Linked DNA regions of Homo sapiens: region 2 is linked to region 1. The links are chromatin contacts, found by Hi-C or POLR2A ChIA-PET in ENCODE. All regions are on one chromosome and are shown on one strand. Each heading gives the region's core, a stretch centred on a gene start or an enhancer-like site at or near the end of the contact. The rest is flanking DNA. Distances are from core to core; before and after follow the strand shown.

Region 1 (3,343 bases), core at 659-3,158:
ACATTTAGCTTCACTGAGCTTGGGAAAGACAACATCATTGGAAAAAACAATATTTTAGCCCAGGTTCAGCACTGACCCATTGATAATCCAGACTGGGAGGCCCTTAGGTGAGCTGGTTGTCCTGCTACAGCACCCACAGCTCAGGCCAGTCCCGTCCCAACAGCAGAACCACCGAGGACAGCAACATTCCGATTTTAACAAAAGCATCTTATGGAATTAGACATTCTTCATTGGCCCTCACTGAGTGGAAAACAGGATACTCCCCGAAGTAAACTCTCTCCTGGTTTACAACAATACACCTGGCCAAGAATATGGGGCTGCAGGAGGAGGGGTTTATCCTTTGCCCTCTTCCACCTGCCAAACCCAGGTCATACACCCTTCTACAGACCTGTCCAGTTACCATCAGCTGAGAAAAATACAGTTCCGAGAAACCCTATATTGTTATTTTATAAAGCTTGAGTTGAAGCTACCTGTTTTAAAGATCCTTTTTCAGGAAGAGGAGTAAATTAAGATTTACTCCCCAATGGGCTAGGGGGTCATGGGTTAAGAGGGGCTCAGAAGCAGGACGAAGTTGTTTTCAATATTCAAGTCAGAGGAGGAGCTGCCCTCCTGGCCTCCCGACCCTGGGCGGTTACATGCAGCTTCCTACCGGGCCCACGCCATCCTGCACCGCCTGGAGGGCTGCCAGAGGCCAGCGGAGGAGTTGGTTCAGTTCCTTAGGGAAGACACTAGGTGAATCACCAGGATCCAGAAAAGGCAAAAGGGACTCTTCACCCCTTAAATTTCTCCACCCTTAGGTGATGGGTGGTCGACCTTGCCTGGCTGTCCCCAGAGGGTTCCTCCACCCTTCTCACCAGTGTCTGAAATTGTGACCGACTGTGCACAGCAGTTTCGAAAGGGACTCTAAGGTCACATGGGGACACGGCCGTACCACGCTTCTCAAGGCAGTCCCAGGTGCATGGCCACGGAACCCAGCTCTCAGCAGCTGTTAGTTAGGTGAGCGCTGTTCGGGCTGCCTTCCTCCTCCAGTGGGGCAGGATCGAGGCACTGATGGAACCGTCCTGAGGACGCGGGTCTCAGCCGCACACCACCTCTTCGCGAACAAGGGTCCTAAAAATTTTCCTTCTAGGCGGGGAGCACAGCCCGGAAACAGACCCTCGTGAAGTGTTTAGGAAAAAGGGAAGCCACTGAAATCTTGGCCCCGGGGTAGGCCGGGATCGGCTGGCTCCGCGTTAGTTCTAGGCAAACTCCGCCCAAATCTCTGCCCGGGGATTTTTCTGCAGAAGCCGCTCCAAGAGGTAAAGGTCAGTTCCTGCAGCGAAGGCTTCCTGCTTCACCGGCGAAACGGAGCTTTGCTTCGAAGCTAAGCTTTCGGTGAATTTAAAACGTTTGGTGGCAGTGGGTCAAGTAGCCAGGCGGCTGCGCTAGAGTACCCCGAAGGGACATCGGCGACACCACAAACCTCGCGCTGGCGGCTCGCCCGCGCCTTTTTCCCCTCCCGCGCGCGCCCGGCCCCACTCGCACCCCGGGCGGTGCCATCGCGTCCACTTCCCCGGCCGCCCCATTCCAGCTCCGGAGCTCGGCCGCAGAAACGCCCGCTCCAGAAGGCGGCCCCCGCCCCCCGGCCCAAGGACGTGTGTTGGTCCAGCCCCCCGGTTCCCCGAGACCCACGCGGCCGGGCAACCGCTCTGGGTCTCGCGGTCCCTCCCCGCGCCAGGTTCCTGGCCGGGCAGTCCGGGGCCGGCGGGCTCACCTGCGTCGGGAGGAAGCGCGGCGGGGCCGGGGCGGGGGTCTCGGCGTTGGGGTCTCTGCGCTGGGGCTCCTGCGCTCCTAGGCGGGTCCTGGGCCGGGCGCCGCCGAGGGGCTCCGAGTCGGGGAGAGGAGCGCGCGGGCGCTGCGGGGCCGCAACACCTGTCTCCCGCCGTGGCGCCTTTTAACCGCACCCCACACCCCGCCTCTTCCCTCGGAGACTGGGAAAGTTACGGAGGGGGCGGCGCCGCGGGCGGAGCGCGCCCGGCCTCTGGGTCCTCAGAGCTTCCCGGGTCCGCGAACCCCCGACCGCCCCCGAAAGCCCCGAACCCCCCAAGTCCCCTTCGAGGTCCCGATCTCCTAGTTCCTTTGAGCCCCCATGAGTTCCCCAAGTGCCCCCAGCGCCCTGAGTCTCCCCCGGTTACCCCGAGCGCCGCCTCCCCCAGCCCCTTGGCGGCCCGGGTGAAGCGGGGGCGGCTGAGAGTCGGGACCCCCCAGGAAGCGGCGCCCCAGACCCCGGCTCCGGCGCTGTGCCGTGGGCGGGGTTCAGGGATGGCTGTGGTCGTTGTCCTCTGTACTCCGCATAGTGCGAGAGGACTTGGCATTTATGAGCGCTTCTTTAATTTTTTATTGTTAGAGAAACAGGCATTCCTCCAAGGACTGAAGATCTGTTCGAGTCGCGGAGGCTGCGCGGGCCCGCGAGGCTCTCGCAGGGGGACCTAGGCTGGGTGGCGGGGCAGTGCCCTCTGGAATGGGGGTTAACGGTGGCCGAGGAGGGGGCGCCGCTGGTGCCGGCGAAGTCCCCGCTTCTTTCTCCCCTCAAAATCTCACCAATCCGAACGAACGCCTTCTCGAATTTCCGATTTTATTCAATTACTTTCAACAATGTGCCAAGGACTAAGGTTGGGGGCGGTGGGAGAGACAAGCCTCGTTTTTGCCATGGCCGGCAGGGGGGTCCCGCCATCTGCGGAGGGTGCCCCCCGCGGCCCCCGGCCCAGCCAACTTCCTCCTCTTTTCGCAACTGGGGAACTGCAAGGAGGTGACTCCTTTCGGGGTGAGGAGGCCCAGACTTTTCAGAAAGGAAAGAGGGCAGGTAAAACCTGCCAAGCCCCTTCCTGCTCGATGCACACAGCACGAAAGGGGGAAACTGATAGGATTCTGCGGAAGACCGCTGGGGGGCTGGCTCTGCACTGCACACCTGCTGGGGGCTTTCTGGATACCGTGAAACTTTGTCTCAGATTATGAGGTCTCAGTATTTGCATTTGGTTGGGGATTTTGATGTCTTGCGATACAAATGACAGAAGACAGATTTGCACAGCGCAAGCGGATGAGGGACTAAGATGTGCAGAGCAGGCTGGGTGGGGACTCCCGGGGAGGTCTCCCCCAACCCCCGCCCCACCTCGGGCACCCACTTCGCGATTTTTGCAGAGGGGAGCCAGGTCAGAGGTGCAGCCTGGTCCCCTCGCGCTCACGTTTTTACCCAGGTCAGTTCGAAGTTAAGTGGAAATGATGATTAATCCTGACAAGTCAGATCTGGCCTCAGAATGGATTTCCCGTGATTGCCACCATTATTAGCATTGACTTTTCCTTGAAA
Region 2 (3,435 bases), core at 70-2,569, 980 kb after region 1:
GGATCTCGGCTCACTGCAAGTTCCGCCTCCCGGGTTCACGCCATTCTCCTACCTCAGCCTCCCGAGTAGCTGGGACTACCGGCGCCCGCCACCACGCCCGGCTAATTTTTTGTATTTTTAGTAGAGACGGGGTTTCACCGTGTTAGCCAGAATGGTCTCGATCTCCTGACCTTGTGATCCGCCCGCCTCAGCCTCCCAAAGTGCTAGGATTACAGGCGTGAGCCACCGCGCCGGGCAGAAATAGACATTTTCAAGTGACTGGAGATCATTCATTATATAATTAAAGTAAAAGTAGTCTGCAGGGTGTAATATTTTAAAGCACATTACAATTATGACATTTATGAAATAATTCCAAAATCTGAACTACTTTTTCAACAATTTAAAAAATCTCTAATAAAAAGGGGAATGGTGAATTTTGCTTTATTTATATACACATATTTTTTTAAACCCCAGCACTGTTGAGTACTAGTGTTTGTGTTGGCAACATGGTTTAGCGGGAAAAACACAGAGGTTTACTGCAACTGTGGACCACGTGAGTGAGAAAAAAGTCACTATATGTGTAAAGTATTGTGTAAAGAACGTTAAATAGCTTGATTCTAAGAGAAACTGTTTAGGTTTACATGGTATTTTACTGACAAGCACACATATTGTATGTGACGAAAGCATATCACGTATAAATTAGTATATGTATTATGAGCTCAATCTGTTAATTTAGGTTCTTATTCTTAAGTGCTGCTGTCTCTGTTTATAACGTAATAGTGCTACTTTCATTATCTCAAGAGAGCCGTGGGGTTGTACATGGGTCTAAAACGGACACGCGACAAGGGTTCCTAGGAATAAACCATAAACAGGCCCGGGAGCTACGCTAACGCCAAACGCCGAGCAGTGAGACGCGCAGCACCCGCCCTGCGCCTCGGTGGCAGCCGTCCACGCCGTCAGTGCCTGGCGGTTCCCGTGGGACATACCGTCCACTCGCCACGCCCCTCCGCCCGCGGCGCACCCCACGCACCGTGCCCTGGCCGCCCGCCTCACGCACCGCTTTCCTCTCCGTCCAGCGCTCGCTGCAGCCGGGCCGTCTCGCAGTCCAGCGTGCTGGCCAGAGACCGCAGCTTCCCGCAGAAGCTCCGGATAGGGTCCATGCTGAGCACAGCGGGGAAGGACTCCAGGCGTACGCAGACCCCACCGCTCAGCTCACAGCCTCCCGCCACTAGTTTGAATCTCGGCGCCGGACGCGTCCTCGGCTCTGCGCAGGCGCAGTCCTCTCTCGCGAGAGCCGAAGTCTCTCGCCGAGGCCCCAGGAGACCCCGCGAGACGGGTGCGCTTACGCCACGGCGTCTGCTGGCGGCCGCGGAGACGCAGAGTCTTGAGCAGCGCGGCAGGTGAGTAGCTGTGCGAATTCGGTTCTCTAGGGAGCTCCTTCTTCGCCTGCTGGCCTTACCTGGGCTCCCCGCTTCTCTGGAGGGGAGGCGGTGCGGGAACTCCCGTAGGCGTGAGCTGGAGCGCGCGCCCGCTGCTCTCTCCAGGTCCGGCCGCGCCAGTTCGCCTCCGCAAAGCCCGTCCCTCTCTTCCGCAGGCACCATGTTCCTGACTGCGCTCCTCTGGCGCGGCCGCATTCCCGGCCGTCAGTGGATCGGGAAGCACCGGCGGCCGCGGTTCGTGTCGTTGCGCGCCAAGCAGAACATGATCCGCCGCCTGGAGATCGAGGCGGAGAACCATTACTGGCTGAGCATGCCCTACATGACCCGGGAGCAGGAGCGCGGCCACGCCGCGGTGCGCAGGAGGGAGGCCTTCGAGGCCATAAAGGCGGCCGCCACTTCCAAGTTCCCCCCGCATAGATTCATTGCGGACCAGCTCGACCATCTCAATGTCACCAAGAAATGGTCCTAATCCTGAGTCGTCACCCTTGGATTTTATGGATCACGGAGCTGACCATCTTTACCTGGTCCTGGAACTGAAAAACTGTAGCTTGTGTGAAAATGAGCCTTTGGACCAGTCTTTATTAAAACAAACAAACATGAGTAGTCTGCATATCGAATATCTAGAGCTCTAAACCCCCAATACTTAAAAGTCTAATTGCTGTCCTGTGGTTTCATTAGTCTGATAGGAAGATAGGGATTTCCTCAGTCACAGATGATATTTTGAAGGAAAGCTGCAATAAAGCCACAATGATTTGAGGTCTTTGCTTAAGTATGAGATACTTGATGGGGGCTTTATCATGCAACATTAGTTTGCTTACCTTAAGAATTGCCCAAAAATGAAAGAAAATATGAGCTTTTCAGTTAAACATACTCCTAAAAACATTTTCCGGGATTTTACTACTAAAATTGGACATTTAAGCGAAGTAAAAGAGGCCGGGTGCGGTGGCTCACGCCTGTAATCCCAACACTTTAGGAGTCCAAGGCGGGCGGATCACTTGAGGTCAGGAGTTCAAGACCAGCTTGGCCAAGGTGATAAAACCCGTCTCTACTAATACAAAAAAAATTAGCTGGGTATGTTGGTGCAGGCTTGCAATCCCAGCTACTTGGGACGCTGAGGTGGGAGGATCGCCTGAACCTCAGAGGCAGAGGTTGCAATGAAGCGGAGGTTGCAGTGAGCCGAGAGCATGCCGCTGCACTCCAGCCTGGGAGACTGCATCTCAAAAAAGAAAAATAAACGAAGTAAAAGATATTTATCAGAGCTGTTACAGGAAGGTGTATTTTTTAGCTATTTTGGCAGGGTGCTGTGGTGCTTGCATGTAGTCCCAGCTATTCAGGAATATTGCTTGAGTCCAGCTTGGGCAACATAGCGAGACCCTATCTAAAATAACAATAATATATGGCCAGGCGGGATGGCTCACGCCTGTAATCCCAGCACTTTGGGAGGCTGAGGCGGGCAGATCACTTGAGGCCAGGAGTTCAAGACCAGCCCAACCAACATGGTGAAACCCTGTCTCCACTGAAAATACATAAAATTAGCCGGGTGCAGTGGTGAGGCCTGTAATCCCAGCTACTCAGGAGGCTGAGGCAGGAGAATCGCTTGCACCCAGGAGGTGGAGGCTGCAGTAAGTCGAGATTGTGTCACTGCACTCTAGCCTGGGCGACAGAAAAAGAAAATTTAGGTGGGGAAAAAAATCAGAATTGCGTCTGTGGGAACAGGAATAAAGGAGAAACCACTATTGACTGGGAAGACACACAAAGAACTTTGTCAAAGTTGTATGGCTGAGGCCCACACGGTGGCTCACTTCTGTAATCCCATCACTTTGGGAGGCTTAGGCAGAAGGATCACCTGAGATCAGGAGTTCCAGACCAGCCTGGCCAACATGGCGAAACCCCATCTCTACTAAAAATACAAAAATTAGCCGGGCGTGGTGGCTTACGCCTGTAATCCCAGCACTTTGGGAGGCCAAGGTGGGCGGATCACAAGGTCAGGAGTTCGAGACCAGCCTGGCCAATATGG

The links. A loop is a pair of places that touch in the nucleus more often than their neighbours do. ChIA-PET counts read pairs that join two places held with the same protein, here RNA polymerase II (POLR2A). Pooled maps may share reads with other maps.
Region 2: a pooled map shows a loop between it and region 1 (2.4-fold over the local background). The contact joins the promoter of MRPL57 here to the promoter of GJB2 in region 1. A Hi-C loop is called at or near these places in 1 of 168 maps with a recorded cell type or tissue (vagina) and 6 of 50 pooled maps. POLR2A ChIA-PET finds 5 or more read pairs at or near these places in 2 of 52 experiments (PC-9 and activated CD4-positive, alpha-beta T cell).

What each region holds. Positions count from the first base shown.
Region 1 is chr13:20,191,030-20,194,372 of GRCh38, forward strand. It overlaps GJB2 (gap junction protein beta 2), which reads right to left and starts at 1,909. Exons shown (of 2, transcript NM_004004.6): 1 at 1,754-1,909.
Region 2 is chr13:21,175,339-21,178,773 of GRCh38, forward strand. MRPL57 (mitochondrial ribosomal protein L57) reads left to right here and starts at 1,320. Exons shown (of 2, transcript NM_024026.5): 1 at 1,320-1,379; 2 at 1,574-3,435. The coding sequence starts at 1,579. The coding sequence ends at 1,887. It overlaps SKA3 (spindle and kinetochore associated complex subunit 3), which reads right to left and starts at 1,214. Exons shown (of 9, transcript NM_145061.6): 1 at 1,037-1,214. The coding sequence starts at 1,139. RefSeq lists enhancers at 1-9, 732-1,454, 1,470-1,789.